3 separate regions of the Homo sapiens genome follow, and all the other regions are linked to region 3. Evidence: chromatin loops called from intact Hi-C (ENCODE). Cell type or tissue: left ventricle myocardium inferior. All regions are shown on one strand. Links, peaks and the distances in the headings refer to the core of each region. The heading gives the core; the rest is flanking DNA. Region 1 overlaps ZDHHC17 (zDHHC palmitoyltransferase 17). Region 2 has its middle 53 kb from the start of E2F7. Region 3 has its middle 62 kb from the start of OSBPL8.

Region 1 (11,331 bases), core at 1,745-9,744, 170 kb before region 3:
TATCCATGGTTATAATGGCTTTGGGGTTTGATTTCCTGTTAAAAAGAAAATCACACACAGGCAAGAATTGAAAAAAGAGGTACAGAAAATATTTCTATATTTTATAGTAGTGCTTTTGTGTTGTTTGAGAAATGCTAATTACTGAAATAATTAAATTTACCTTATTCTAAAGTCTATACTCTTTTATTTTATTTATTTATTTTTTTGAGATGGAGTCTCACTCTGTCACCCAGGCTGGAGTGCAGTGACGCGATCTCGGCTCCCTACAACCTCTGCCTCCCAGGTTTAAGTGATTCTCCTGTCTAGCCTCCTGAGTAGCTGAGACTATAGGCACGTGCCACCATGCCCAGCTAATTTTTTGCATTTTTAGCTGAGACGGGGTTTCACCATGTTAGCCAGGATGGTCTCCATCTCCTGACCTCGTGATCCGCCCGCCTTGGCCTCCCAAAGTGCTGAGATTACAGGCATAAGCCACCATGCCCGGCCAAGTCTACACTCTTTAGGGAAAAAGCTTGTTCAAAGAGATCTACCCATTTTACACATTCTCAAGCTAAAACAATCTGTAAGATTAGAAACAAGTAACAACTTAGCAACTGAAACTAATCTTCAGCTCCACAGAACTCTCTTACCTCATCATCAGATCAACTCATTCTCTCTGACCAATTTTTCTATTATTCTAGTATGACCCACAGCTCTAACACTCTACTTTAAAACCTTCATCACATGCACTACTCTATTCCTCAGATAAACTCTAAGGCCCTAAAGGAAGGAACCTATGGATATTATTTTTCTATTATTCTCAGATATCACCTTTCCTAAACTTCTTCATGCTCTGAACTACCATTAGATGAATAAGGAATACAGCAGTGCTGATAAAAGGTAAATCTGCTTGAATAGGCCTAAAAATGTTAATATCCTTTTAAAAAGATTTTATATAAAAATCCATATATATAAAATTTAATTTACATAAAAATTTAAATGAGTTTCAAAGAATATTACATCTATTCAAAGTTTACATGCTGTAATTTTCTATTAAAAATACAAAATTTGGTATATATAGTCAATTTCCTCAATATAACATAGCACTAAAATACAATTGTTTCTTTTATATAAAAACTGAAAAACTGAGTTTGTTCAGTTCCAATAACATCTGTTGAAAATGCTGTGTTTCTGATATTTTTGACAAACATATGTGTAAATATAAATAAAAGGATAAATCATAAAAGATTTGGAAAGAAATCCTTAGAACAATATATGCTCTCTTGCCTCTGATAAACCACCTACCACTGATACTTAATCATACCAAGTTGAGAGTATTTTACTAGAGGAAAAAGCTATTTAGCTTACTCTAGCCATTCAAATTTTGTGGAAAGTTCTAAAACTAATTTGTTTGAACCATAAATTTAGAAGACTATCAATCTGAATATTTTCAATGAAAAGGAATTTAAAAGTTTTACACAAGCAAATTCTGCTTAGCATATAATCTTTCAACAAGTAAATGCTTAATTCCTTATGAAAATGCTATAGCCAATGTTAAAATACACTTTAACATTTATAATTATATACCCACATTAGAAGAAAGAAATATACATCATTCTTAAGCCAAGATTCACAATATACTGCAGATAGTTCACTAAATGATTTTTTAAGAGGTTGTTCTCAAACTCCATTAAAATAGAGTAGCTTGAGTAGGTTTAGTATTTTGAGTATACACAATGTTCTGAATAACTGACAAAGCAAGCCAATACATAAGACTTATCCATTTAATTTCTTTAAATCTTTTCTATTTAATTTCTCCACAGAATTCCAGTTTTCAATCTCTCTATGCTCTATATTCAGTGGGGTTAAGGTAAAGTAAAATACTTCTAAGCCAGTAACACTTTCTTATTTCTAAATTTTCTTTTCTGATTCTATTCTCTCCAACCACAAGGAAAATAATTTTTTTAAACTCCAACTTTGACATCTATATGGCTGTAAGATACCTGAAAAAGAATAAAAACTTGATCACATCTTTCAGGGAGAACAGAATAATATACCCAACAAAACATGTATTGAGAGCCTGCTATACATAAAGCTCTCTACAATGTACACTTGGACCCCACCCAGGATAGGGTAAGACATGTGCAACGTTAAAGAGGTTGTCAAAAAACGCAGTAATCAAGATCAACAACAACAAAAACAACAACGTTTTAATGGAATATTTTTAAAACAAAACCAATGCAACAAAACACACACACACACACACACACACCCATGAACCAAACATCAACATTTTAAAACAGAGACAGCATCAGAATCACTAACTCTTCCTTTTGCTTCAGGCTCCACTATAGCTCAGAGCATCACTGTGCATGTATACAAAATATAGCCTGTCATCCTGAAGGACTTCCAATCCAGAATGGAAAGACAAAGTAGAGAAGAAAAATAAGTCAAATATTATAAGCAAGAGCCTTCCAATAATAAGTAAAAACACAGATGAGGGCAACATAATATCCAAAAGGTAATAACATAACTTGAAAAAACTTTGAAAATGTGCTACGGCAAAATGCTATTCTTTTTTACTATGGACAAATACATTGCTTTTACATACCAATAATATTCATAGAATAAAAATAAGTCTCTTTCTGAGGATTACTATCATAAAGTTTTCAAGAAACTTTAATTTTATTTTCATGCCCAGAGACCTCATTTACTGTACATAATGATTAAATTGTATTCTCAGTTTGTTTCACTGACATTGCCAAATGCGAGCTTAAAAATGTTACTGGAAATTAGACTTTTTTTTTCCAGTAACATATTAAAATTAACCTATGTAAGTATCTGTTTTGTGCCTCCGATAAGGTTGTTTTTATTTCCTTAGTAAAAGGTATCTATTTTTTAAAATATGCCTTTAACTAAACATATCTCAAATAATTCTACAGTGGCAGAGTTATACTCACTAAAGAAAAGGTATATATGAAAATCTCCAACCTGCTTTATTACCTAACAAATTTTGTAATAAAGAACTTTATTTCTCACTTTTAAACAGACTGGATACTGGTTTATCTCTAGGACTAGTACCTTGTCAATGTGACAAATGACAACACTCTATCAAGATAATCACAACTATCAATAGGCCTAGGAGTAACAGTTCTAATTATAAAACATATTTTTAACATGTTCATATAAATAAGCATATCTAACATAGATAATAATTTTTAAGCTAAAAATTTGCTATTATATATTAAATATATTTTCAACATACAAATATTTAGTTCATTAAACTCTTTAAAATCCTGTAATTTGGCCGGGTGCAGTGGCTCACGCCTGTAATCTCAGCACTTTGGGAGGCAGAGGCAGGTGGATCACAAGGTCAGGAGGTTGAGACCATCCTGGCTAACACAGTGAAACCCCGTCTCTACTAAAAAATACAAAATTTAGCCCAGCATGGTGGCAGGCGCCTGTAGTCCCAGCTACTCGGGAGGCTGAGGCAGGAGAAAGGCATGAACCCAGGAGGTGGAGCTTGCAGTGAGCCACGATCGCGCCACTGTGCTCCAGCCTGGGCAACAGAGTGAGACTCTGTCTCAAAAAAATAAAATAAAATCCTGTAATTTTTCCTCGATGTTAATGGAAACCAAGAAGCAATTTAATTGCTATTTCTACCAAGAAAAGCAATACTAATTTAAAAATATGTATGTGTGTCATTGTAACTTTTAAGAACGCAGTAATTCCATTAGAAGCAGCTTGGTATAATAGAAAAAAATCCACGACTGAGAGGCTAATGAATAAAAGTCCGCCACTCCCCTACCTAGGGTACACCTAACAAGTCAATTAACTACTATAGGGTACAGATCTCTCCTTCGTAAAACGGGATTTGGATAAAATAAGCAAAAAGTTCCTCTGAGGTGCCTCAAGGTAAAAGTGGAAGAGCTCAGAGATTTCAAACTCCACACACTCATTCCCTTCTTTTGAGGCAGAGCCTCACTCTGTCACCCAGGCTGGAGTGCAGTGGCATGATCTCAGCTCACTGCAACCTCCGCCTCCCAGGTACAAACCATTCTCCTGCCTCAGCTTCCTGAGTAGCTGGGACTACAGGCACACACCACCACACCTGCCTAATTTTTCTATTTTTAGTAGAGACAGGGTTTCACCATGTTGGCCAGGTTGGTCTCAAACTCCTGGCCTGAAGTGATCTACCACTTCGGCCTCCCAAAGTGCTGGGATTACAGGCAGGAGCCACTGCACTCAGCCTCATTCCCGTCTTAAACAAAGCACTTCATTATTTGTTTTTAGATACTGGGTATTAAAAACTTTAAGCAAATTAAATTTAGCAGAGTTTATCTGAGCAAAGGACAACTCACGAATCTGACAACACTAATAACCAAAAGAGGTTCAGCAAGCTCAGCTTCAGAGCATGAGCAGAGGGTTTCAACAGGCTGAACTTGGAAGCAAAGCAATTACTTGATCAGCCATAGCTAGCTAGGCATTTGCCTTATTTGATCATGATCCAGTAAAAGGTCCCAAGTTAGAGGTCAGTTGGTGATTTCTAACTGATAATGTCTCTAGTTAGACTTAAGTTTGATGTCACTGTTTTCATTGAATTGGGTTTGGGTTTGCTTATGTAGGAACCCCAGGACATGCAGCTTTATACAAGATTTCTTCAATTAAAGGTTTAGCTGCTTTCTAAAAAAAAAGTTCTGAAACTTCTAGATTAGACATTCTCCAAGTTCTAAGGGGAACATAAAATGATTTCATATATTTTTTTAAAATTATAGTCACTTGGAAGATTCTTAACATTATCTAGTTGACAGTCAGAAGGTTTTTTTGTTTGTTTTAATAGTCCTGGCTTTGAAGAGAACTGGAAGGAGAGAAATTACCTCCAAAATCTGCTACTATAGGTAGCAGATAGTAGACAGGAATAGTAGACAGGAATGGGAAGAGCTGGGATAAGCTGAGCTGCGATAAACACTGCAGCAAAGAGAAATCAACATGACAAGACTCAATCTTATACAGCAGGTATAGGGCAAATACTAGTTTATATGCCAATGAGAGATGCCATAATACATGTTTATTTGCATACCTTGATGGGATTATATAACCAATCAACTATTCGCCAAGTGTCTATGTGCAAACTAGTTAACTTTTTAAAATGCTAGACCTATTGTGGTATAAGTGTAATCCGTCTTTGTCCCAGGTTCACGGCACAAGGCTCCTAAAATGCTTAAAATTTCTGAGTGATAGGACTGTTTTTTGTCATTCATTAAAGGTCCCTTTTGACTACACCAGAGTTTATGCCAATGAAGTGACCTGGAGTGGAGCCTATATAGCATAAACTCAGGAGGGGGCTGGTGACTAGAATGACCAAGTGATTAGAGAGCTGGAATTTTCAACTCTTCTTACTGACCTCCAGAAAGGAGAATGAGGTGCTGAATATTAAGTTCTATAAAACCTCCTGAAACAACATTTGACGAGTTTCTGGATTGGTGGAGACATTAAGGTTCTGAGAGGGTAGTATGCCTGGAGAGAGCATGGAAACCACACTCCCCTACTCAGACCTCCTCCCATACATCTCTTTCATCTGGCTGTTCCTGAGTTGTATCCTTTATAATAAACTGAAAAATGTAAGTAAAGTGTTTCCCTGTGTTCTGTGAGCAACTTATGCAAATTATCAAATCTGAGGAGGGAGTCATGGGAACCCAATTTATAGCCAGTCAGTCCAGAAATACTGGAGGCCTGATTTGTGACTGGCATCTGAAGTGGGGACTTCAGTCTTGTGGGACTGAGCCCTTGACTTGTTGCGTCTATGCTAATCCCAGATGTATAGTATAGTATACTAAGTATAGTGAGTTCAGGAATATTGTGAAAGAAGGGTAATGGAAGGGACTTGCCCTTCAAATTTAATTCTATTAAATTTATGGTATTTTGGGTCTCTACGGGTACTTGATTCATTTCTAAATTCTACCTAATACTAACGAACCTTCTTAAAACAAAATAAAACAAAAAGCATACGTATAAAGCTCCTTTTAAAAAAAATTATTTCACCCCAAATTACATTTGCAAAATAAAGGCATTTTGTTACAGCCATAGAAATAGGCAAAAAAAATTTGGCAACAAAGGAAAACCTGAGGTAGTGATTTCTTCTAAATTCTAGGCATATCATAAGGATCTTTAAAGGAATGCTTATTGTTCATAATAAAAAGAGGGCATAAGCATAAAAATATATAACCAAGTGAATAACAAAATGGCAAGAAAAACCAGTTTCCCCTATAAAATCATAAAATAACTTTTTAAAAATGTAATTAGTTAACATTGCCAGCAGATGGCACTATACTCAAGACAGACTCTTACAACCTACCTGAAACACCATGTTTTCTCGGCTTTTATTTTTAATTGACACAATAATTGTACATATTTATGGGATACAGAGTGATATTTCAATACAGGTATACAATGTACAATGACCAAAACAGGATAATTAGCATATCTATCACCTCAAACATTGATCATTTCTTTGTGTTGAGAACATTAAAAATCTGTGTTTGTATATTTGAAAATATACAATAAATTGTTAGTCAGTCTGTAATACTATAGAACACTAGGACTTATTCCTCCTAACTAGCTGTACTTTTATATCCCTTAACCAACCTTTAACTATCTCCTTCCTCCTCTTTCCTGCCTCTAGTAACCACTATTCTACTCCCTACTTCTGAGATTAACTTCTTTAGCTTCCATGTATGGGTGAGAACATGAGGTATTTAACTTTGTGATGAACTGTCTTTCAGGAAAGACTGAACAAAACTGATTTAGGAAAACATTTGGGAAAATATTCATCAACCTTAGCTCCCTTAAATAACAGTTTTCACTTCATTTCCTTCTAGCATTAATCCCTATCTATACATGTATTTGTAACAATATATGTATCGTATTGTATGCAGTGTATTATAATGTCTTTCCACAGACATTTGATGAATGAATATTTATTTATTTAGAGACAGAGTCTCGCTCTGTCACCCAGGCTGAAGTGCAGTGGTATGATCTTGGCTTGCTGCAACCTCCACCTCCTGGGTTCAACTGATTCTCCTGCCTCAGTCTCCAGGGTAGCTGGGACTACAGATGCGTGCCACTAAGCCCAGCTAATTTTTGTATTTTTAGTAGAGACGGGGTTTCACCATGTTGGCCAGGCTGGTCTCAAACTCCTGACCTCAAGTGATCCACCCACCTCGGCCTCCCAAAGTGATGGGATTACAGGTGTGCTCCACCGTGCCCAGCCTGATGAACATTTAAGTAAATGCCTATATGCATATGTTTCTCTCCTCTTCCTATCTCTTTAAAAAAAAGCTTCATTTTTTATAAGAGGTCTAGATTTACAAAAACAATGTCAAGAGAGTAGTTCTCATATTCCCCATGCTGTTTCCCCTATTAACAACAGCTAACAGTATGATACATTACCTTTAAAGAACCAATATTGATACACTATTATTAACTAAGCCCATACTTTGTGCAGAGTTCATTAGTTTTTGTCCAATGTTCTTTTTGTTCCAGGATCCCATCCAGGATACTACCTTACATGTCGTTATCATGGCTCCCTAGGCTACTCTTGGCTGTGACACTTCTCAGACTTCCCTTGTTTTTGATGACCTTGACAGTTTTGAGAATAACTAGTCAGGTATTTTGTAGTATGACCCTCAACTGGGATTTCTTTGACGTTTTTCTCATTACTAGACTCAAGTTATGTATTTTAAAGGGCAACTATTGTTTTTAATCTAACCTTATTTTTTTTTTCGGATTTCTTTCAACACTCCTTTACAATCTTTATTTCCCCAAATGTTTATGTATTTTTATATAGTCTATAATCATAGTACTCACACCCTTAATATTCTTTCCTTTTACATTTCTTTATGCCATTACACATAGTTTTTGTAAGTATTCCTTTCAACCACAGTTAGTCACTCTGCATATACCAATATATACCACTGCATATACCAATATATCAAAATGTTCTGAAACATTTCCCAGTTGCTGAACATTTTTAGGTTATTCTTACATGTCCTAACTGAACTGAGATTGTGTATTTTAGGCTTTCCTCTTCTCTGTCTTCCCCTAACATTCTCTTCACCATTAGACTTTAAGCTATGACAGGGTGGGAATCCTATCTTAATCATTTGTGTATGTCCAGTGCTTAGGACAGAGCCTAGCACAAATAATACTGGTCTCCTTAAATGAAATGAAAGAATAAATGGATGGATTCTTCCTCACTACTGAAAAATATTTTCTTTAACTCATTTAATATTTCTTCATTTTAACTGGGGTAAACTCCTAGAGACGGATTCTTAAAGAGTATGAATATTTTTATGGTTCTTGACATGGTATCTAAATTGTTTTGCAAAAGAATTATAATCCAAACAGCAATACATGATTAACTATTTCTCCATAAACTCACTGGCACTGGGTGTTATTTTTAAATTCTCCACTATTTAAAGAGTAAGAAAGACTTGCTGGGCACGGTGGCTCATGCCTATAATCCCAGCACTTTGGGAGGCCAAGGCAGGCGGATCACCTGAGGTCGGGAGCTTGAGACCAGCCTGACCAACATGGAGAAAACCCCGTCTCTACTAAAAATACAAAATTAGCTGGGCGTGGTGGTGCATGTCTGTAATCCCAGCCACTCGACAGGCTGAGGCAGGAGAATCGCTTGAACCCGGGAGGCAGAGGTTGCAGTGAACAGAGATCATGCCACTGCACTCCAGCCTGGACAACAAGAGCGAAACTCTGCTCAAAAAAAAAAAAAAAAAAAAAAAAAATTGCGATTCCAACTTAAATATATTTTCCTATCCTAGTTCATCTTTTGGGAATTACCTGTTCATATCTTTTGGTCATTTTATTGTACTTGACTCCTGAAATCTGCTTAATATATTTGTATTACACTTTTATATATAGATTAATCTTTTTCATACTGATCTAAAGACTTCCATGTTTAGAACTGTTCATTTATGCTTTCAATATAATTCAGAGATTATACCCTTTATAGTCACATGTATTAATCTTTTCCTTGTGCTTTTTTGGTTTTCATTTTTATATTTCAATACTGCTACAATTATTAGTGCTATTCATGAAATATTTTCAGTTCTCTTCTCAGGTACAAAGTTGAACTGTACACCCTTGGCCCTTTGAAAGATAAGTGTGTCCAAGTGATTGACCATGTGATCTTAACCAATGGAATATGAATAAAAAGGATCTGTTGCTTTCAGAGAACAAGTTTAAGAGCCAACATGCAATTCCCCAGTCTCTCTTTCCATCTGCCAAGGAGACTGGCAATCTTCTAGAGAGTAGAGATAATCACTGGATAGAAAACCTACTATCCCACCCACAATGTATGTGTAGCATAACTACTAACATTTTTTTAAGGGACAGGGTCTCACTATGTTGCCCAGGCTAGAGTACAGTGGCTATGCACAGACGTGATCATCACCACTACAGCCTGGAACTCCTGGGCTCAAGCAATCCTCCTGTCTCAGCCTCCTGAGTAGTTGGTAGTACAGGTGCACACAACCACACTCAGCTAAGCCACTGAAATTTAGGGTTGTTACTGCAGCAAAACATAGCTTATCCGGACTAATATGATTCTGAGAGTTGTTTAGTTTGGTAAGTAGTGTGTAAATGGATCTATATAAATCATTTTCATTGTATTTTGGAGCTGGTTATAACTAGTATATGGTTTTACTACTAATGTTCACAGATTTATCTTATATCCAGCCACAATGTTAAAATATCATCTCTGATTTTAGATACCTTTGAATACTGTAAGAATACCATCAACTCTCCTGCGCGCGCACACACACACAAGAGACAGAGAGAGAGAGAGAGAGAGAGAGGGAGAGACAGAGTGTGTGTTTTCACTCTATGGCCGATGGCATTGGCAAAAACATCAAATGCAATATTGGAAAAGTAAAATGAGAATACTTCCTTATTTCCTATTATTTTTCCTCCATTTTTTAATAGTCAATGTATTTAGTGTTTCTTCATCATAAAGCTGTTCAATCATCCTTATTCAAATATATTCCAGGGAATGCATAACACTGTATATGGATAAAAATGCCCACTTGATTGGGCATAAAAATGCCAACAGGCTGTTACATTATAGAATATGGCCAATTTAATATTTCATTGGAGATTCTCGATTTCATCCTGTAAAGATTATGACCAGTATTATTTTTATGTATCTCCTAGTTGATGATAATATTATGAAAGTGACCTTCACTCTTCCCCTTGACCTCCCTTCTCTACCACAGGCCAACTGTTCTTATCAGCAGCCCACACTCAAGTCGTGGTGACATTTCCATTAGGGCCCAAAAAACTAGGGCAGACATAAAACGACTCTGGAAAATTTCAAGGAAGAAGTACCTTCAAGTATTTTAAGTTGTTTTATTTTGGTTTTTTAAATGTTTGCATCAAGTGCACATGTAAATTATCTAAATGTAATTACCAAAATGTAATTTGAATGGCAAAGATACGTAACTGAAAATCCTAAGAAGTATTGTAAACTATCTCTTAGGAGAAGTGCAAAAACCCCATCTTCGACTGAGAATAAGTAAAGACATTTAGGCATCTAGTTCAGCAGGCAACGGAGATCAATCAGGGAGTTTTGAGGAAGGAAGTAACAGAATTAGATATGCAATTTTAGAAGATCATCTAAAGATTTTTTTTTCCTTTCCACCATCCCCAAAATTTATACTTCCACCTTTCCTGTGCTATTTACTAGAAGGCATTTCTAACTATCAAAATGTCCAAGCTAGAAAAATTCAGCTGGGTGCAGTGGTGCATACCTATAATCCCCACAACTCATGAGGCTGATGGGGAAGGACCACATGCGGCCAGGAGTTTGAGACCAGCCTGAGGAACATAGTGAGACTGTCTCTAAAAATAAAAATTAAAAAGGCCAGGCACAGTGACTCATGCCTGTAATCCCAGCACTTTGGGAGGCCGAGGCGGGTGGACTGCTTGAGTTCAGGAGTTCAAGACCAGTGTGACCAACATGGTAAAACCCCATCTCTACTAAAATACAAAAATTAGCCAGGCATGGTGGCAGGTGCCTGCCATCCCAGCTACTCAGGGGGCTGAGGCAGGAGATTCACTTCAACCCAGATCGTGCCACTGCACTACAGCCTGGACGACAGAGCAAGACTCTGTCTCAAAAATAAATAAAAATAAAAATAAAAAAAATTAGCCAGGCTTAATGGCACACACCTGTAATCCCAGCAACTCAGGAGGTTGTGGTGGGAGGATCACTTGAGCCTACAGTAAACTGTGATCACACCACTGCACTCCTGGGCAACAGAGCAAGATCCCATCTCT
Region 2 (11,331 bases), core at 2,200-10,199, 390 kb before region 3:
AAAAACATTTCACAGCAGCCCCTTAACTTCCACTTTCCCTCCCTTCCTACAATTGTGTAAGCACCTAATTCCCTGTATTAAAACCTTCCTGTTAGAAATACCTAGAGTGTTTTCTAATTTCTACACAGAACCCTGCAGTGCTATCTCCCACCTCTACTCCCTTCTTCTCCCCACTCCTCTGCCCATCCTGTCACTCTACTCTTGGTGGTCACATTCTTCATATTATTTTATTCATCCATGCCTTAGTGCCAGCCATTCCCTTTTTCTAACATACCCTGACATCCCCATTTCTCTTCCTCTGTCAGGCTACCTCATATGCATCTTCCCAAACCCATTTCAAATGCCCATCCCTCAGGAAGAAGTTGTTTTCCTCACCCCATTGTGAGATCCTTCAAGGCAGGAATTAAGTTTTTCTCATCTAGGGCCCAGCATTGGGCTTAGTATATGAACAAATAATCAACCATGCTGAAAAGGATACACAATAGTGCACCTTGACTTATTAGAGTAGCTGTAGTTTAATATGCAATGGCAACATGAAAATAGTACAATAAACAGAAGCTTCTCACCAAAATCAAACATTTTATGCATAGCTCTATTGCACCATAGTCGTGCTAATTATTTATTTACTCAATAAACATTCATGGTTCCTATGCAAACAGAAGTAGCCTTGGTGGGAGGGCATTCTACCCTCTTTTTTTCTCTTTAATAACGGTAGAGAAATCTAGAAACTTAATGCCCAATGGAACTTTAAAAATTGTCTTATTTGTGCACCTATTTTACAAGGAGGAAATCGAAACAAGGAAATTAAGTAACTTGCCCTGCATTAAACAATAATTTAACCACAAAGCTGAGACTAGAGCACAAAACTCCAAATTTCCCAGTCCTGCACCCTCACCCCTATGCTATGCCACTTACCAAGCTAAGACAAATTGTTTTAACAAATGTGATAGGTGTAGTCCATACAAACCCATCAAATAGGTGATCCATACAATTCCCAGATTGTATTAATTTTACAGACCACACACTTGTATGTGCAGGAAGTTGTAATTTTATTATGCAGACAATCCTCTCTTTACATAGTAATGCAAGACCATAAAAACAGTCATGCATACTGAAAGTGTGCAAAGCAATCTTCACATTTGAACTGGTCTTGAAAGATGCCTATTAGATTGCTGGGTGGGAGGCGTTTTAAGCCAAGTGATTGCTGCAAAAGCATGCATGCATGCATAATTGCAATTGTTCTGTGACTTCTTAAATTTTTATCAAGATATTAAAAATTCTCTTACTGTTGGCTATAGAGAAATGAAAAGATATTAAAACTAATATTTAGTATATAATTTATAGTATTAGAGAGATTGAGAATTAAAATGTTTTGTTTCTTTGTAAAAACTTATCAAGAGCAGCTTGAAGAACTCTTACCTTCTCATCAACATATAACTTACGATAAGTACTGAACATCTTTTTTATGCCTTGGTGAATTGTCATGTTCCTTTCTAAGTTTGGATCAGCTTCCAACATTTTATCTTTTACACTTTTGATTGCAGAAAATATCTCCAAGAGTTCATTTAATGGATAGTTTTTACAGACATCTCTTCCTCTGGGGCACCTTCATGGTTTTCATCACAGCCACATTCCTCACAGGTTGATACATTCACCCTAAGTTTCCGTAACTGCATATCTACAGTTTCTCATATGGTACTTCACTTTCATCTTTACTGGCCAATTCTCTCTTCTGATTATTCATTTTATTAAATGTCATGTGTCTAACGCTAGGAAACAAACAGGCAACATTACTCCATGCTTTGCTGTCTACATGAAGAGAGACTTTATGCATCAACAACAGACTTTGAAATAAATGACGGCCGGGCACAGTGGCTCATGGCTGTAATCCCAGCACTTTGGGAGGCCGAGGCGGGTGGATCACGAGGTCAGGAGATCGAGACCATCCTGGCTAACACGGTGAAACCCCATCTCTACTAAAAATACAAAAAATTAGCCGGGCGTGGTGGCAGGCGCCTGTAGTCCCAGCTACTCTGGAGGCTGAGGCAGGAGAATGGCGTGAACCCGGGAGGCGGAGCTTGCAGTGAGCCAAGATCGAGCCACTGCACTCCAGCCTGGGCGACAGAGCGAGACTCCGTCTCAAAAAAAAAAAAAAAAAAAAAAAAGAAGAAGAAAGAAATGACATGATTGCTTGTTGGTCATGATGGGCATCTGTTATTTATGTAGAGAGTGTATCATACTAACTAAAATCTGAATCATATTATTAGAAGATTGATATTATTTAACCCATGACAACTGACATACATGCATATTAGAACCAGGCAAAGCAAGGGCTGCCTATATATATATATATATTTCTGGGATTGAAATTAATTTCTATTTTAAGCCCTCATTCTACCTTCTGGCAGAAATTAGTCTCATTCAATTCAGCCTCCACTCTACACACAACTCCCTGAAACTCTCTAGAGGCAGTTGAAGTACTTTTAGTGGCAAGTATTTGAAAACATAATTCAAACAGGCTTAACAATAAGGGGCCTTGTTGGCTTACATCACTAAAAGCACAGAGGTAGGACAAGGACTCCAGCTCGTTTTCGCTCCAGTTCATTTGGTTCCGCTTTGCTCCATATGTAAGTTTAATCCACAGGCTGCAGCCTTCTCTTCAAAGGAAGAGAAGAAAACAACTTATCAAAGTTCTTCCAGAGGGGTAAGAACTTTCTCAGAGTTCCCCAGTAAGTATCTCCTCAATTGTTATTGGTCCAAACTGGGTTCCGTACCCGTTTCTACACCAAGTTAGGTCCAGATAGGATTATCTTTATTCCATGTCGACCTACCCTGGAACTGAAGCACACGGGCTCCTGGAAGCTGGGGGAGGAGGAGGGTAACACTTGACCAAAAATCAGGTTCTGTTAGAATGGAAAAGGCATAAAACAGATGCTAGCTAGCAACAGCAATTTCGCTACAGCCCTGAACCCGCTTCCTACAGTCACACATCAAGCCATGAGCAAGGGTAGACTGGTTCTCAGTCCTTACCTGTTCAAATTGTCATCAGCTAAGATGTACATTTTCCCTTCTGCTCTTTGGCCCCAGTTGTCCCTTTTGATGTCACGGCAACTTCCTTGGGCGCCAAATCCACTCCCTGGAATACCTGGCCGGGCCTTGCTCGGCCCCCCTCATTGGAAGGCAAGGCCACTCTAGGTCAGCTGGCTCTCAGTTCAATGTTACCACGGCACTCACAGCCCTTACGAAAGCTTTCTACTGCCTTCCTTACTCACCGCCCAGGGGCCCGGGAGAGGCTCATGAGGCTGTCTTGGCTTCTTTCTGCCAAGAAAATCGTCTAGGGTGGGACTAAGCCACAGTTTCATTTCCTGTGAAGTCTGCCCCCTTGGAGCCGCCATTTCTAAAGCTGCAACTTGAAAAGCAATTAGCTTTTTAAACCCTACAAGGCCACTCTGTGAAGCCTTTCAATTATGTTGTTGGCATAAATCTTAGAGAAACTCTTGTACACAGAGAGACAGGTATAACAGTGTTTATTGTGCCATTGTTTGTAACAATCAAAAGATATAAACAAACTGAAGTTCCAACAACAGGGATAAATAAACTGTGATCTCTTTCCATAATGTACTACTACTAAATAGTTTAACTGAAATAGCTAGATCTATATGTAACAACATGGATATGTCTAAAATATATACTGCTGAGTGGAAAAAGCTGTAAATATAGCAAAGGTTAACAGTTGGTAATTTTGGGATATAAATTCTCATGTCTTTTTTGTATTGATCTCTGTATTTTTCTGTATGATGGAATAAGTTGTAAAATTAAAATGAATACAGTTGACCCTTAAACAATGAAGGGGTGGGGACTGTGACCTGCATGTAGTCGAAAATCTAAATATAACTTTTGACTTCCCCAAAACTTAACTACTAATAGTCTACTGTTGACCAGAGGCCTTACCAATAACATAAACAGTTGATTAACACATATTCTGCATGTTGTATGCATTATATACTGTATTCCTATGATAAAGTAAGCTAGAGAAAAGAAAATGTCATTAAGAAAACTATGAAGAAGAAAAAATGTATTTACTATTCATTAAATGAAACTGGATCATCATAAAGATCTTCATCCTCATCATCTTCACATTGAGTAGGCTGAGGAAGAGGAAGGAGAAGGGTTGGTCTTGCTGTCTCAGGGGTGGAAAAGGCAGAAGAAGTGGAGAAGGTGGAAGGGGAGGCAGGAGAAGCAGTCTTGCTGGGTGTAACTGTTTTGAAAAAAAGTCCCGTGTAAGTGGACCCACACAGTTCAAACCCATGTTGTTCTAGGGTCAACTGTATTTTTAACAATTTTAGAAAATGATAACCATCTGTTTACTATGGTTATCAACAGTTCCTAGATTTTGGATTTTTGTGATAAGTTATTACATTGGCTTGAAGACCTGTGATCTCTTCCTGGAGGAGGTGTGTACATCCTTACCATGTTGAACTCAAGAGTGGCCATGAACTTACTTTTTCTAAAGAAACTAGATGGAAATGATGTGTGTTCTCCTGAAACAGAAGTTTTGAAAGACTGCTCATGGTTTACAAGATCTTGTTTCTCTCTCTGCCAAGAAACCAGATGCTCCAAATGGGCTGCTCTGTTACTGTCTTGGGCAAGAAGCAGAGCTGTAGCCAATCTGCAATGAACAAGGACTTGTCTTCAAGTTGTTGAGTTTTGGGGTTGTTTGCTACCTCGACCTAATTTAGGCTATCCTGACTGGCATAATTTAATAATAATAATAACTGAGGGGACCAACACAGCATGGCCAACATGGGATTTTAGAAAGTCAGAGCTTTCAAAATCATTGCTAACATTTCCCAACACCATCTTTTGTTGTTGGTTTGGTTTTTTTCGGGGTTTTTTTAGTGCAGAAGTTATTCTAGCAAAATAATAGTGACTTAAACTCAGTGAATCCAACACTGAAACCTTAACTATGCCCCCTCGACCCCTACCATGGCAGCTCATTTTGGCATCAGCCTTATGAAACGCTTCCTTACAGAGAAGCTTTTGGGATAAACCAGTGATTTCAGCATCAGTGTGGAAAGACTTTTCAAAGGATAGATCTATACAGATAATTTTAAGGGGATTAATTTATTTATATCTTCAAATTCCATCTGGGTGCATCTCTAAAATATATTTGCCTAGGTAATCTCTGGTCAACTGTTAAGCTAGTTCTCTGTTCCCATTGCCCCTTTCTCTAAATTTTCCCTCTCATTGCAAAAGAAGAGCTTACCTCCCATGCAATTGAAGGTTACAAACATTCCCTGTCTGGGGTATAGAAACCTCTAGAACATCCATCACAGGGATGATTTGAAATATTGTCTGTGCTGAAAGAGTAAATTATTCTGATGACTGGGCACCAAATCCTGCTGCAGGTCCTGTAGTTTCCGATTCCTTGGCTGTCAACAACCTTGAAGCAAAACCTAATCAATGTGTCTACTGGTCATTAAAAAAAGAAAATTATTTAAAGTATAAGTCGGCTGGGCACAGTGGCTCTCGCTTACAATCCCAGCACTTTGGGAGGCAGATCACCTGAGGTCAGGAGTTCGAGACCAGCCTGGCCAAAATGGTGAAATCTCATCTCTACTAAAAAAGATCACCTGAGGTCAGGAGTTCGAGACCAGCCTGGCCAAAATGGCGAAATCTCATCTCTACTAAAAATACAAAAATTAGCCACGCTTGGTGGTGGGCACCTGTAATCCCAGATATTCAAGAGGCTGAGGCAGGAGAATTGCTTGAACCCGGGAGGTGGAGGTGCAGTGAGCTGAGATCACGCCACTGCACTCCAGCCTGGGCGACAGAGCGAGACTCTGTCTCAAAAATAAAATAAATTTTTTAAAAAAGTATACATCATTTAGGGCAAATAACTTGGAAATTGTTCTAAAAATTCAGTTAATGCTGCCTAATAAAATTTCTTCCATACTTATTTCTGTGACTGAAGTTTCTTGAGGCTTACAACTAGAGAAAAATGATAAATATGAATAGTATCGATGCTGACCCTTGTCTCATTCTAGCAATAATATTCATCATGGATATGTAAACTAATTTTTAAAGCTTCATATATCTCAAGTATTAATTACTTTTTAATGTTTAATAATTATTTTAAATAAATTTAAATAAAGTAAATAAAATTATTTTCAATAAATATTTTAACATTTGTGTTTCAATCAGTTGTATACTTAAAAATGTAGATAACTAAAGCCTTGTGGTCAACAGAAAAAATTATAACTTAACTTTTAATTTATATTTATTTTTGTTATAGAGAAATATATATAGTGTTTTATATATACATAATATTAAATATAGCATTATATATTAAAACATAAATGTGTGTAAAACAGAATTTAAGTCTATTGGGGAAATGGAATTCAAATATAAGACCAAGGAGGAAAAGGAATTATGTGAAAATTACTCATTTATAAAAGCTTTTTTGTGTAATTTAAAAATAGCTGATGGTGAATATCAAATCCCACTGGTATTTAAATTCCCTTCTATACATTTAAAGGAGAAATATAGCAATTTTATTTTGAAATGTCAATATTCATGAACCATAAGAGATTATATTATTTACAACCATTTAAACTTATAATTAAAATGTTTACATATCAACTTAAAAATGTGCCATAAGTTTTCAAAATTATTTTCAGGGGCACGTGAGCAAAACCATCGGAAGGTCTCAGAGATAGAGCTTCTTATACCCATCCCTCAGCTCCCGCTAGGCTCCCCGCATTGTCCACACGGTGGCAGTAGTGTCTGTGCAGCCTGACGGATTTCCAAAGCTAGAAGACTTCTAAACCATTTCTATATTTCATTTGCAATCAACGTGTTAAATAAACAGTTTACATTTCCCTTGCATTAGAGCAATAAATGTCCACTGTGACTTACCACTGCTGAATTTCAAAATATTTCATTAAAATTTCCAGTCATGTAACAAATAAATAGCTATAAATACCAGAGCTACATAAATCACTTTTCACCCACCTGGGAATGAGCCGGACGTTAAATTCATTTTTACACTCCTCCCTGCTTCTCTCTTCCCCACTGTTCACACAGTGTCTGCCCACCCCTTAGCTTCAGTTGCTAAGCAACTGAAAGAGCTTTGTTGTTCTTGAACACTAACCATTAATTGCCCTCATTTTCTCCAATGAGAACATGCCTGCAGCCCAAATTACCTCCTTTTCCTGAAGAACAGACCAAGATGCTTATAACTTATGCTAATCATAAGGCAAATCCCATCCCAATAGAGAAATGCAAGAAAAGGAAATCCAGAATGCTTGAGCAACTCTGAACATAGTACACAAACACTGTGCTCATAAGGGCCAATTTTGCCTTATTTAAAAGATTATGATTGTATTGAGCACCTATTATATGCTAGGCACTATGCGAGTGCTTAACATGCATTATTTATTTTAATACTCAACCCCACTTTTTGAAGGTTTTTATGCCTCAGAATGGGACAACTTTTTAAGATTGAGTTGGACAAAAGGTAAATTGTTGTTTTAAGGAAGGGGAAATGGGAATGGAAACTGGCTTACCAGTTAGGAAAATCTGGTTTTCTCTCTTTTTTTTTTTTTTTTTTGAGACGGAGTCTACCTCTGTCGCCCAGGCTGGAGTGCAGTGGTACGATCTCGGCTCACTGCAAGCTCCGCCTCCCGGGTTCACGCCATTCTCCTGCCTCAGACTCCAGAGTAGCTGGGACTACAGGCGCCCGCCACCACACCCGGCTAATTTTTTGTATTTTTTAGTAGAGACGGGGTTTCACCGTGTTAGCCAGGATGGTCTCAATCTCCTGACCTCGTGATACGCCTGCCTCAGCCTCCCAAAGTGCTGGGATTACGGGCGTGAGCCACTGCGCCCAGCCAGTTTTCTATCTTAATTTTTACTTTAATTATCTGGATTGGAAAGCTCAGGCCCTTAGAAGTTAAATGACTTGCCTAGATTCTGTCAGAACCTAACGCCATTGTGGCACATTGCCTCTAGCTCATATTGGACACAGAATGATGTGGGAATTACTATCTTTCAACATCTTTGCCCAACATGTAGAAATATGATGAAAATTTCTACATTAAAATTCTGGTAGTCTCTTGATGCATGAAAGAAATGTTTGCGGTATGAGGGGAGTTGTGACCCCAGTTTGAATCTTGCTTTGCCACTTGTATAACCTGAGAAAGTTCCCATCTCATTTGGGGCCTCAGTTTTTCCTCTGTAAAAATAAAGGTAAGTACTATCTACCTCATAGGAATGATTTGAAGATTAATGTTGTATATTAATTGGAGTATGTTAAACTCCTGTAACAAATGGACTGCAAAGTGCATAATGGTTCAAACACTATGCAGGTTTTCTTCTCGCTCACCTTGTAGGGCAAGGTAGGCATACCTCATCAGCAGCATGCCTCTGCTTCAGGGGAACAGGTTGACGGCAGTTCTGCGGTCATCAACACAGGACTTTCAAGATCACCTAGGCATCATTTTCACCCAGGGAAGCTGGAAGCAGGGAAAAGGGGAAGGAGCATATTTGAGAGGCTTTTGGAAGTCAGACCAGGAGATGGGACACGACTTCCACTCACATTCCATCAGCTGGTACTCAGGCACAGAGACACAGCCATCTGCAAGAAGCTGAGAGATATAACCTGCCCGAGTGCCCAGAAGAAAGGAACCCAGAATTTGGAGAATACCTAGCAATCTCTGCCAAGGGTCATGTTTCTGTAATCATTTCTTACTATGCACAGAATAAGAGTTGAGTTAGTGTTAGCTTCTTCCCTTCTCTCATTCCTTTCTCACTTTTTCTCTTGCTATCATCCATTCTACTATATAAATAATATTTCTCATATCAGATATTACCATTGATCACAGAATGAAAACTCTTCAAATGATATCAGAACAGCAAAACAGAGATGAGATGATTTTTATAAAAAACAACCTCTTGCCAAGAAGGGATTTAGGTTTACTTATATTTGTTATTTTAATTATGATCATAATTACCTCTTTTCTAAGACATCATTGGCTACAGAATACTTGACTTGCTAAACTACAAAATAAAGAAATATTCAAAACAATACTGGATTCTCCATGTTTTATTTTGTAAATATTCTAGAATGTCATAAATTCAAGTGTTTGAGGGGCCTCTCGAGATCAATTTATCAAATTTTCCCTGTTTAGAGGTAAGAAAAAAATAAGTGTAAATGGAGGTGACACCCCTAAAATCACAATGCTAGTCAGTGGCAGGGCTGAGGCTCTTAACTTTTGGTCAAGATTATGAGGAAAATGTATCTAAAGCCCTTATCAGGGCTCCAGAGATGGTGATAACTATTGAAGAGGCACATGTAAAGTGCTTTGCAAATCTAGGGCAGCTTAACAGAAGCATGGACATAGCTGATTTCCTCAGTAGGCTGATGCAAAAATACCAGTTTTATCTAGAAACAATATCATTTTTGGTTGAAGTCATTTATCAAATTAGCTACACAATTTTAAAGCAAGAAAAACAATTAAGAGAGTTCACATTTGACAGGGAAATAAAGTGAGAATTGAGGAAAGTCCAGATCAGGGTGGGAGAAGAGACTGGGGAAGCAAACCTAAGGGGAACAGGAGATATTTGCATGGGATGAGACAAGATGGTGGTGGTGGTGGTGGATGGAGCTTCAGCAGCCAAGAGCCAGCATAAAGGCTCTGAATAGCTAAGAAGGAGAGTCTTTTTCACCTTACTTATTAAACATGAGAGTTTACATGTCAAAAAAAATTAGAAGACAGGTAGATAAATGTCATCACCCCATTTTAAAGACAAACAAATTCATGCTTAGAGAGCAAAATGATTTGCCAAATAAAAAAGCAGAGCTAAGACTTGACCCTGGGTCCTTGACCCCAAATCCACCAATCTTTCCACTAACATATACTATTTAAAAACTGAAAAGTGACTTACCAAAGACAAACTCTATTCACTTCATGATTTCACAGTTACAGACCATGATAGATTGATCATAAATATGGCTCCTATTCTCTACCCACCCCGTTTATCCATGCTCATTGCAACGTGACTTGCAGTTCTTCCTATCAGCTGGTAGAGTCTATTTCCTCACCTCTTAAACCTGGCTGGCTTTGTGACTTGCTCTGGCTAACAGAATATAGCAGAAATGATGACATCAATTTGAAGCCAGACCACAAGAGAACTCATGTGCTTCAGTTTTCTCGTCTTTGGATTTCTGCCTCAACCCTGAGAAACTGTCTGGGCTAAGCCAACTGGAAGATGAGAGAGAGACTACTTAGAGTGGAGTAAATTCATGCCAGGAGCAACCTTCCTCAACCAGATAACAGAAAACACATGAACAAGCCCAGCTAAATTAGTAAAGCACAGCCCTTAAAACAACAACTCTTGGCCGGGCACAGTGGCTCACGCCTGTAATCCCAGCACTTTGGGAGACCGAGGCAGGCGGATCATGAGGTCAGGAGTTCCAGAGCAGCCTGGCCAATAAGGCGAAACCCCATCTCTACTAAAAATACAAAAATTAGCCGGGCATGATGGCAGGCGCCTGTAATCCCAACCCTGGGCAACAAGAGCGAAACTCCATCTCAAAGAACAAACAAAAACTCTTTATTATTATTCCCTAGTCTACTGGGCGGGTCTGTTTATCTTAGAGTTCTATCAACTGTCTATTCCCAATAGACTAGTGAATAATAATAAAGAGTTGTTGTTTTAAGCCACTACATTTTGGGGTAGTTTGTTATTCAGCAACTGCTAACTGATACAAGGGAAACCTGGCATTCAGAGCCAGATTGAGCATCAGGCTAGCTCAACAAATCCACAAAGATTCACCCAAGTATTGCAGGAACATATATGTGTGTGAGAGAGAGAGACGAAATATATACCAACTACCTCTACTTTCCACAGCTATCTTTTGTAACTAGCAAAATGTACGTTGCTCCTGCTTCTGGGAAAGTAGAAATTATTACTACATAAAAAACAGAAATTACTCCTTTTAGTCACAACCACACCACCATTAAATAAACATTTAATAAATACCTAAAAACATTGTTGTTATTGTTGTTTGAGACAGAGTCTCGCTCTGTCACCCAGGCTGGAGTACAGTGGTGCGATCTTGGCTCACTAAAACTCTGTCCCCTGTCCCCTTCCGGCTCAAGTGATCCTCCTGTCTCAGCCTCTCAAGTAGCTGGGACCACAGGTGCTGCCACCACACCTGGCTAATTTTTTGTATTTTTTTGTAGAGACAGGGTTTCGCCATGTTGCCTAGGCTGGTTTCGAACTCCTGAGCTCAAGTGACCCACCTGCCTTGGCCTCCCAAAATGC
Region 3 (11,331 bases), core at 1,412-9,411:
AAAATCCAAAGGTAAGTCTTTATTTTATCTTGACTTCTCTTCACTTGACAGTGACCTCTCTCCTCTCCAGGCACTTTATTCCCTTTGCTGCCGGGACATCTCATTCTCTCAGATTGTCTCCTATTTCTTCAGCTGCTACTTCTCTCTCAGCCTCCAGCCTCCTTTGCTCATTCCTTATCATCACCCTCACATCCAAACTTTGAAACACCTCATTCTTGAAACTCTTATATTCTTATCTTCAATGCTTCTTTCTCTCTCTCTCTCTCTTCCTTCCTTCCTTTCTTTCTTTCTTTTCCTTCCTTCCTTCCTTCTTTTCTTTTTTTTTTTTAGAGACAGAATCTCACTCCATTGCTCAGACTGGAGTGTCATGGTGTGATCATAGCTCACTGCAGCGTCTAACTCTTGGGCTCAAACGATCCTCCCACCTTAGCCTCCTGAGTAGCTAGGACTACAGGTGTGTGCCACCATCCTCAGCTAATTAAAAAAAAATTGTAGAGACAGGGTTTTGCTATGCAGGGTCTTACTGTGTTGCCCAGTCTGGTCTTAAACTTCTAGGCTTAAGCAATGCTCCTGCCTCAGCCTCCCAAAGTGCTGGGACTACAGGCGTGAGCCACTGTACCTGGCCAATACTTTCTCTCCTTCAGTGATCTCATCTAATCTCATGGTTTTAAATATTACCTATATACTGATAACTCTCCAGCCAAGAACTCTTGCCTAAATTTCAGGCTCATATATTTAACTGCCTACCAACATTTCCACTTTGAGGTGTAAAAGGAATCTCAAATTTAACATGTCTAAAAATTGAACTCCTCTTCTCTTACAAAACTCTTCCTTTCACAGTTTTCCTCCATTTCAGTTAATCACATCTCCATCCTTCTAGTCACTCTTGCCAAAACCTTAGAGTCATCCTCAATTCTTTCTGCCACTTTTCCTCTCCCATAATTCAATCATGGTAGCCCTGCCTTCAAAATATGTCGAGAATCTGACTATTTTTACCAAGTCAGCTGTTATCACTTTGGTCTACACTAGCAACATCTCTAATCTGGATTATTGCACTAATCTCCTGCTTCCTCCCTCTCGCCTGCGTTTTTAAATGTCAGCTAGATTATGTCACTACCCTGCTCAAACTCTCTACCGGCTTCTCATTCCAGAGTAAAACCAAAGTCAATAGCCTACAAGGCATTTTGCAATCTTTAATCTCATCTCCTACTCTCCCTTGGCTCACTTAGCAGGGCACAAACCCATATATACCTTCTGTTCTCTCTCCCTCTTTTCCCACTTGCCTACATAGCTCATTCCCCCATCTACCTTGGCTCAAATGTCCCTTTTTCAAGGCCTTCTCCAATAACCTTACATAAAATTACAGCATCCTTCTTCCCTAGCAATTTCTATTCCTCTTCCCTGACATTGTCCTTCATAGTTCATATCACCATTTGAACTATTACATATTTTATTAATATAGCTGTTTATTATCCCCGTCCCCCAACTAGAATGCAAGGTCCAACAGAGCATGGATTTTTGTCTATGTTATTCACTGTCATATACCCAGAACCTAAAATAGGCATGCGTATAGTAAGCATTCAGTAAACATTTGTTGAATGAATGAATGAATCCCCAGCACGCCTAATTCTTATGTTAGCACCTTAATGGATAAGGGATACGCAATCTGCATGACACTGCCTCTTTTTCTTGGTGTTCTTGTAGTTTCTAGTTACTTTACTAACTTTAAAAACTCAGTTTTTCTTATTAGTAAAAGTCAAGTCTAGAATATAAAATCCCCTAATTGCTTCCTCAGTCGTCTGAGAAATGAAACTATCAAGGAAGCAAGTAAAGAACTTTTCAAATTCTTTGCTTTTAGTAGAATGAACCTATCAACAGACATTGGAATCTTTGCAGTTCCTTCTCTGGAGCTTGTATCTGTGCCGGTTTTGTAACTAGAATGAGAAAAGAAGCATCTAGAACATTTGTATGGTTGGGTGGCATGCAGCACACTACTGCAATTATATCACTTGCATTTTCCCCTTTTTAGCATGAGCATAATGATTTTCATTATTTCTATCCTTGGGTTTCTAGACCTTGTTATAGATGAACTTTATAAAGTTAGGAAACATTTATTGAATCCAACTCCATAGCTGGTAGTTTTCTAGATGCTAGGAATATAAAGATGAAATTTCATTTTATCACACAGTAGTTGAGTTAGTAAATAAAAGGGCATATCGATACATACAACTACTTGATTGGATTGATTTCCTTTGAACAAGATTTACCTTTCTGTTGACATATTTTAGTCTGTGATCACAAGTCTTGGTGGGGATGACAATAACAATGACTTCAAGTTACAAAGTTCTAACGGGCAAATATATGTAATAATTAATTTATATTAACACTTTTCCGATCAGTGATCTTTAGGTGGGCAGGAGCAAAGACTGACTGGAGTTAGCTTAAATAAAGAGGACTTACTATATATAGCAATGAAAGTGTTGTCATATCAACCCAAGAATACCCACAAGTAACTGCTATAATAGAGGGTGGCAAAGAGGAGTTCTGATTTCATGGCATTTCTGGTGACCTCAACAGGAGGAATTCATTAACCATGACCTGTTTGCATCATTGTTCATTATCACGACTCAGTGGTATTCCACATGCCTGCTTCTTTCTCTTGTCATCTGGTCAAATGGCCATTCCTGGTCCAAGCGGCCACTCCTGGTCCAAGCGGCCAAGGCCAGATTCGCAAAAGCAGGATGTAAATGGCAGTTGGTGCTCAGTGTGGCAAAGACTATTGGGAGTGGCAGAGACTAGGAGGAATTTGAGGGAACATGAAGCCTTATCTAAAAGGGACTACCAATTGTTGCCATGTGGGAATATGAATCTATTTTTTAACTACTTGATTTTTCACATGAAGATGGAAATCCTGAGTGAAATATCTTAATATTTAAAAAATGGCAACTAAGTAAAATACAAATAAAACAAAACAAAGAAACCTGCACAGACAAACCCTGTGCAGGTCTGTGCAACAAAAAGTTGAGGTAGCAGCCCTAACTGCTTATCCTTGGAAAGGCCTGCTTACAAAGCCGGCCCTTGGCTGGCATCTGGGAACTTGGATTTCAGGAGGGTTCCCACCATTCCCAGAACTGGTAAGAGTGACTCGCTGTGCCTAAACTTTTTGTGTAGACAACATGTTTATGCTGACTACTGGCTTTCCTTCTAGGACTCTGAAATTTGAGTATGTGCCTAGCAGAGGCTGCCTATATGACTAGGCCCCAATAAAATCCCTGAGCTCTGAGTCTGTAATGAATTTCCTGGTTGGCATCATTTCACATGTTTTATCACAACTCATTACTGGGGCAATTGAGCACATCCTGTGTGAACTCCATGGGAGATGACCCTTGAAAGTCTGTGGCTGGTATATCCTGGATTTTGACCCATGTGCCTTTTTCCTTGCTGATTTTGCTTTGTATCCTTTTGCCAATCATAATCATGAGTATTACTATATGTGAGTCCTATAAGTCCTCCTAGTGAATCATCAAACTTGGGGCTGGTCTTGGGGACCCTAACTCAAGGCAAAATAAAACATATCTTTGAACCAAATTCAGCCAATAGTTTCACCTTTCAACCTCTAACCTAAGACACGGGCAGAACAGTTGCCAGGCATAAATGGAGCATTTTCATATGTGTCATCGTATTTAGTCTTCACAGTAACCCTGCAAAATGAACCATTTTATAACCTCATGTATAAGTGAGGAAATACACTCAGAGGGCTTAACCTTGCACAAGGTCATATCACCTGTAGGTGGAAGAGGCAGGAGTCAGAGTTAAATCCAACTTTATTTTCATATTGCCTGTATATGAAATTATATTTCCTCCCTTATGTGAAAATTTCAGAATCATTTTGTTTATTTTCTATTTCCTATGCACAGTATTTACATCTCTGGAGCTCAAAGTATTCTTATCACTCCTCATCCTTGTAATATTTGCCTTTTTCTTATTCCCTTCCAATCTTACCTTCCTATCAGCTATGAATGAGGTTTTCTGAGCCAGTAGGGAAACAAACAAAAACAAAAACAAAAACAAAAACAAAAAAAAAGGAAGGTAAGTATGGGCACAGGCAAGGGAAGGGAAGGATTATAAAAGACAGCAACTGGGCCTGCCTCTGCTAGGGATGGTCAGTGGTCCCAACAGGAGGGTCTAAAGTGGAGTGGAGGCTGGGTGTACAGGGTGGCTCACATCTTTAATTCCAGCACTTTGGGAGGCTGAGGCAGGATAATCACTTGAGGCTAAGAGTTTGAGACAGCCTGGACAACATAGCAAGACCCCATTTCTACAAAAAGATTAAAAATTAGCCAGACATGGTGGTGCCTGCCTGTAGTCCTAGCTACTTGGGAGGCTGAGGTGGGAGGACTGCTTGAGCCCAGGAATCAAAAGTTACAGTGAGCTATGATCATGCCACTGGCCTCCAGCCTAGGCAACAGAGCAAGACCCTGTCTCAAAAAAAAAAATGAAAATAAATAAAAAAATAAATAAAGTGGCATGGGGAATACCAGGTGAATCTAAGCTGTAGCAGTAGTACTTATAGTCAGAGAAGCAGTAATAATCTTTCCAGAAGGATCCATGGGGTTTGAAGCAGGATCTCATTCAGTATATGGCGGACAGTAGCATAGTTCAGGTAACAGGATAAGAGGGTGAGAAATGGATAGGCAGGCTGTCAAGGGCCTATCTGGGGGTGAGTGCAGAGCTATACTCTCAGGAAAAAGTGGCATGAAAACCTGGAAGCTGGATAGAAGCCCTACTCTAAGATCTGAACTTGCAGAGTCAGAAGTTTGGAAGGGAAAGTGCAGCTTGATGGCTGAGCAAGTACTCGAGAGTTCCCCCCGGTCCACTGAATATTAAACTTAGAACAGCATGACCAGTACGAGCCTCTTTCTTCAAACATTTTGTATATCTTGAGTGGCTTTCTAGGTAATGATGGAACTGAATTCATAAAGCGGAAGGTCTTTCTTTGTTTCCTGTGTCTGGGCTGAGCTGAACACGTTTGAGACTGACACTTCTTGCTGAAGGAACACACCAGAATAGGTTTGCCTAGCTTTGCAATATTTATTACTGTTTTAGATTTCCCTCACAATACATCTCTGAAAAGACTCAGTGAACTAAATGATACTCAGAAAGATAGCATTTCAGTGAACTCTTGAGGTTACATTTAAAACAGTCACATTATCAATGTAAGTAATTATTCCCAATTATTCCCATACCAATCTGTCTTACAGATATTTTAATACTAGGTGGTCTCTGAGTTATAAACATCAGGCTTATGAGCATCCCATGCAATTCCGCGTCCACTAATATCTTTTGAATTTCTACTATGTGTGCCTCATGGTCATTATGCAGAGTCATAATAATTGACATTTATTGAACACTTACTCTGCAATCTGCACTGTTGCACTGACATGCATTAATTCATTGTTCTCACAATAATGCTATGAGGTAGGCATTATTATTGTATCCATTTTCAGGTAAGAGTCCAAGGCACAGAAAGGTTCAGTACAACTTTTAGTTGTACCTAGAAGTGTGCCTCACTTCAAACAATGAACAATTTAGAAAGAGAGATAAGACATATTGAAATGTAAACAACCAGTCACCTGCCTCTCCTGCACTTTCACCCAAAGTTTGTTTTGATCCAGATCTATTTTTACCCTTTGTTCCATTTGGCATCCAAGCTACTCTAGTGCCACCTGCTGACCAGAATGGGGAACTGTCTGACCTAGTACCTTCCCTATAATCATTTCTTCGAGTAGGATTCTGTCATACACTCCATTTTATTTCTAGCTTTAAAATGTCCACTTTATACCATATAACACTTAACATGTATAATTTATATCTGAAGAATAGATAGCCTGTGATGCTGATCTATGTTAAAACACTCTGAGAAATGTAGTACAATTTTTTACATCTCTGGGTTTCTCTAGAAAAGGGTATCACAATGCAGAACTATGGGTATCATTACTACACTTTGCATAAGATACAAGGGAACTATGATAAACTTCAGAAAGTAGTGAACTCACCTATTCCTTAAAATATGAGTAGGCAATTGTTACAAAGCAATAGTAAACGGCTTATAAAGTATAAGTTTATTTTATGCTTCTCTGCTATTACACAGGGCACAACATTTTTGCAAGGCTTTTTTGGGACCACAGTGCATTAGCAACAAAAAACGCTGGTCCAACTCTGAGTAGCAGTCACTAAATGAAACGGATACCCTCTCACATGTGCACAAATCTGCATAGAAAAGTACTAAAGTTTTAGAATTGGACTTGTGTAATGTATTTCTGCTTTCTAGGGTATTAAGTAATGATATGCACTTTAATTTACCTAAAGCAATGCATGTATCTTCGCAGCAACATGATACTTCTATTAAACAGTTAAGGTGAATACTGGAAGTAAAAGACAAGAGGTGTACATGAATTTTTATTGGGAAGGGAAGTTGTCAACTTAAACAGTAGCAAATGAAAACCTTGTTGTTATGGATATACGTGACCTCCATAAACTATTATATAGGAGACATTTCAATTTCCCCCCCAGGCCAGAAAAGTTCCATACCGAAAGGAAACCCTTGAAGAAGAGTAAGGGAGGGAATAAAGAAATCAAGAAGTTACATAGGGAATACTCTCGAATTGTAATTAACTGTATTTTCAGATCTTTAGGGTGGTACAAAACATAATTGCTTGCAGCATTAGTTCAGATTACTTAAATATCAAGTACATTTTTAGTCCACTATATAAGTGGAAGTTACTAATATTTTATATGAAATGAAGCCAGTAATACTTTTCTATAGCAGTAACTGTACACCAGGAGGGCCAGGACAAACGAAAGAAATGGAGTTTTCCCAAAGCTGCATTGTGAAAAGACTGTAAATGGGTTGATCCCATACGCATGAATGAATTTCTTTTTTTTTTTTTTTGAGATGGAGTCTCACTCTGTCGCCCAGGCTGGAGTGCAGTGGCGCTATCTCAGCTCACTGTAACCTCTGCTGCCTGGGTTCAAGCGATTCTCCTGCCTCAGCCTACCGAGCAGCTGGGATTACAGGTGCCTGCCACCGCACCCAGCTAATTTTTGTAGTTTTAGAAGAGACGGGGTTTCACCATGTTGGCCAGGCTGGTCTCAAACTCCTGACCTCGTAATCGGCCTGCCTCAGCCTCCCAAAGTGCTGGGATTATAGGCATGAGCCACCGCGCCCGGCCATCATGAATGGGTTTCTTTGCTACAGGAAATCCAAGTGGAAAAGGCAATGGAGATGTGTACAAAAGTTTCTTGAAGGGAAGAAAGATTACGCCTTGTATGCATTTACTTTTCTGTCTCTTGGCTGCCACATCACATTTTTCTCTTGCACTGTCTAATGGCCATAATGTTAGGTTGTCTCTATAAGCAACTGCATGATAAGGGTGCTGTCTTTGAATCTTCACTCAGTGTATCAAGTTCTTCTATGGCCTATCAAAAGTGGTTTTAGTCAGTTCGCAGGCAAGCTCTGGGTTATTAAGGATCTCATAGTAAAGTACAGAAATGTTAAGACATGTATATGGATTACATCTCTTTACTATATCAAATGCCTCTTAGGAAGCTCTTTGGGAATTATCTATCATTTGTTTCAACCATCACCACGTGCAACAAAGGTACTGGAAGTAATCTCCCTTTATTTTTGATAAAAGATCGTACTCGCTAGATTAGTTGCATTGGATAGTAAATAGTTATCCAAAAATTGCAGGACAGTAATGCATACGGATCTCAGTTCAGACTTGACTTTCTCCTGATAGTTTTCTGTTGTTTTTTGGTTTGTTTTTTGTTTTTTCTCAGTGATGTGAAGCTCACTCCCAATAGTTCTTGATCAGCTGCAACTTCTTGTCAGAGGTGTTGGTTTTTCTGCTCAATGCTCAAGAGACCCTCCAGGTGGACCTGTAGCCTTCAACAATGTTTTTGTAGGCCACAGAGAGTGAGTTGTGCTCCTCTTTGGACAGCTCTGCAACCTGCTAGGAGAGCCTTCACAATGCAGGTAAAATCAATGATAGCAAAACCCTTGAATCCAAAGTGTTTGCAAGTACTCAAAGCCCCCCTCAGAATCACCATGAAGTCCTCACTTACCACCTTCATTCTTTTCCACTTAAATCTGTGTTTCTATAAGTATCAAGATTTGTGATAAAGATTTCTTTTGCACCGATCCTCGAGATATTAGAGTTGGAATGAGATTTAGAGATCATTTAGAGTTCAAGTTCAACATTTTGTTTACAGTTCTCTGCTGTTTGATGCCCCAAATCTATTTCACAGGAAGCCATTTGCTGATCACCTGGCTTGACCTCTTTCCTGATTCTTCATTTTTCTCCAGTCTACTGGGAATTTTCCCCTGCTCTTATTATAAAGAAAGGCCTGTGTTTGTAGCCGATGTGGGCTCCCTCAATAATTGGGCATGACACATTTCTATTCCCTCTGGTAGGTCTCACTCCTCCCCACTATGAGATGGGTTAACTGCTGCATTTCTGTGGCCTCAAGTTCCCCTCGTCTTGTCACACTAGGGACCCTGAGACACAAAGGGCTGCACAGCTGTCAGCTGATTTGAGCTTGGGGCTTCAGTGGCCTTTCAGAGTTTTCCCAATGACTGCCCTCCAAGTGGTTTCTACAAAGAAGAAAACAGTTTCTCCTTTGTTGAAGGCTTCCTCCTCCTGTCCCATTATTTCCATCTATGGCGGAGCCAGGGGGTACCTGGGGACTGTTGGCTCCATAATTTTATTAGTGCCCTCTCCCCAGTTCTTTGATATTGACCTTTGACATTCACTCAGTCTGATGTAAAGTACTTTGCAAAATCAGCTTTAAGGCCCCCCTTCTAACAAATATCTCTCCTCAAATCCAACCTAAGTAGGACTTCTGGAGATATAGCCTCTTGGAGATAATTTAAGCAGGGGAATGTTTCAAAGTAGAATGTTTGCTGTCTTTCCTGATGCCCACCCTTTCTTTGAAGGCTTCGTTCCTCTAAACTGGATAGAATTAGAAGTGCTTCAGTCTTATCTCTAGTTTTCATTGTGTCCAGGAGCAAGAGAGTCCTGCATCAGAACGCTGCTTCTCTTTTAGGTCACTTCACGTGATGTTCTTTGTGGATGATCATCTTTGTGGATGATGTTGATGAGTTAGTAGCATGAGGTTAGAGCCTTTCTTAGTTTCACTGTAGACAGTTTCCTTCTATAATTAGCTTCTTTCAGTTCGTTTTAGTGGGTATAGGAATAGGAAAGACTTTTTAAAAGTCTTCCTACGCTTTCATTTACAGATGAAGAAACTGTGGGATGGAGAGGTAAAATGATCTGGTCAGATTCACACAACCAGAGAGTAGCCGAGCAGAGGACTGAACCTGGGGCTACTGTTTCATTGACAAACACTATTTTCCTATTCTGCTTAATAGCCAATATTATACCAGTTTTTTTAAACTGCCTTTCTATTTTAAAATATTTAATTTTTCAGTTGCATTATGCATTCATTTGGTGGACTCACCTCAGAAGTAAACTGTTTAAATCAAGTTTTTATGGGAAAATGCACTTCTAAATTCAAATAGTCAATTTCCTTATGAATCTTTGAAACAGCATGTAACTCCTTGCAAAGATTTCAGGGTATCAGTTGAACACTGTAAAATTTTTATGTAGAAACAAAGTAATTCCAGGCACTTCTGCTGAAGGGACAGTCCATGCACAACAGGTGAGGGGATTTAGTGGTAACCAGTTGGGTTAGAAAAATGGACACATTGTCAGCACACAGTCTTGGTTGGTGCAGTGTTCAGATCCATACTTTGGGTCATAAATTACTTATCTCAATATGCTCTTTTAATTATGTTCTCCTTACTCCTCTTTTGTTGTAGCACCTACCTTCTGTCAGGAGTGGTATTAAAGTTGCAAACAAATTTTTGTCAGAACATTTGGAACATTAAGTTATATGAATGCTAATTCATATGTTATATGAATGCTAATTAATAATAACAAAGAGGCCAGGCATGGTGGCTCACTCCTGTAAGCCTGTAATCACAGCACTTTGGGAGGCTAAGGCAGTAGGATCACTTGAGCCCAGTTTGAGACTACCCTGAGCAACATGGAGAAACCCGAAACCCTGTCTCTACAAAAAATATGAGAATTAGCCAGGTATGATGGCAAGTGCCTGTAATCTCAGCTACTCAGGATGCTAAGGTGGGAGGATCACTCGAGCCTGGGAGGTCAAGGTTGCAGTGAACTGTGGTTGCGCCACTGCACTCCAGCCTGGGTGACAGAGCAAGACCCTGTCTCAAAAGATAATGATAACAAAAATAATAATAACGAAGACAAAAGTTCCCAAGTTGGAAAATATTTCCTTAATGAATTGCTGTAGAAATGAGGGGGGCAAGCCCATCTTCAACCACTTCAGAGCTTCCATAAAAATAATAGTAAGAAGAAGAGCTACCATTTACTAAGTGTTTACTTTGTGCCAGCCATTACTCTGAGTATTTTACAAACATGTTATTTGATGAGGTAGGCATAACTTTCCTAGAGAGGAAACACACAACCTTTCCTGAGAGAGGTCACACAGCCAGCAGGAAGAAGACCTAAACTTTAAATCCAGGTTGGTCCTATGGCAAGGCTGAACATTTAACCATCACCCATCCTAAAATGTGATGCTTTCTCATTCCTAAACCCCAGGCCCATATGCTTTGTATTCTTTCCAAATGTGTTTCTCCGTCTTCCGGAAAGGTAGAGCTTGGCTATTGGAACTCCGTGTCTTTTTACCTTTCAGAGTAGGACATACATCAGTGCCACTCATTCTCATTCCTTCACTTTCTGTTATTCATGCTTTTCTTATTTATGCTTTTCTTATTTCCATTGTGAGTCTAGATCTGGTTGTTCCATTTCTGCCTGAAGGGCCCTCTCCTAACCCCCTCCATTCCATCTCTCCAGCTGAGCCACTCTCATCAAGGGAAAGCTTAAAGACTACATCACCCAGCAGAGGTTTTTGACCAAACATTCCCGAGGCTTCCCTTTCCTTCAGCACTTATTGAGAGTATAGACCTGTGCCTGTCCTTTTCCTGTGTGTATAGTTATATTGTTTCACTTAAACCAGCAACTCATTGAAAATAATTATTATTATATTATTGAGTTTTTTGGATAAACTCAAAATAGTAGTTTTAGTAAAAACATTTATGATTATTAAAAATAAGTGATGTGTATTTATTCTGCATAAACTTGTTAGAGTTCACATTTTTTTGTTAGTTTATTTGGAGACAGAGTCTTGCTCTGTCGCCCAGGCTGGAGTGCAGTGGCATGATCTCGGCTAACTGCAACC

Evidence for each region. A loop is a pair of places that touch in the nucleus more often than their neighbours do. Peaks named below come from ENCODE experiments on the same cell type or tissue, not always from the same donor. Only the 100,000 strongest peaks of a DNase experiment are listed, where the experiment ranks them.
Region 1: a loop joins it to region 3, with 13 times the contacts of the local background. A loop is called at or near these places in 106 of 110 quality-filtered maps.
Region 2: a loop joins it to region 3, with 6 times the contacts of the local background. A loop is called at or near these places in 89 of 110 quality-filtered maps.

The regions. Positions count from the first base shown.
Region 1 is chr12:76,786,138-76,797,468 of GRCh38, reverse strand. It overlaps ZDHHC17 (zDHHC palmitoyltransferase 17), which reads right to left. Exons shown (of 17, transcript NM_015336.4): 2 at 1-35. Among named protein-coding and RNA genes, the nearest start is that of ZDHHC17, 28 kb to the right of the region's middle. In left ventricle myocardium inferior, for the core only: CTCF peaks have their summits at 6,097 and 6,303 (motif pointing right); no DNase peak of the experiment used is centred there; H3K27ac peaks cover 1,418 bases.
Region 2 is chr12:77,006,568-77,017,898 of GRCh38, reverse strand. No RefSeq gene overlaps it. Among named protein-coding and RNA genes, the nearest start is that of E2F7, 53 kb to the left of the region's middle. In left ventricle myocardium inferior, for the core only: a CTCF peak has its summit at 6,766 (motif pointing right); a DNase peak (open chromatin) is centred at 6,768; H3K4me3 peaks cover 413 bases; H3K27me3 peaks cover 257 bases.
Region 3 is chr12:76,616,070-76,627,400 of GRCh38, reverse strand. It overlaps the pseudogene YWHAQP7. Among named protein-coding and RNA genes, the nearest start is that of OSBPL8, 62 kb to the right of the region's middle. RefSeq lists a silencer at 3,118-3,412. In left ventricle myocardium inferior, for the core only: no CTCF peak of the experiment used is centred there; a DNase peak (open chromatin) is centred at 5,720.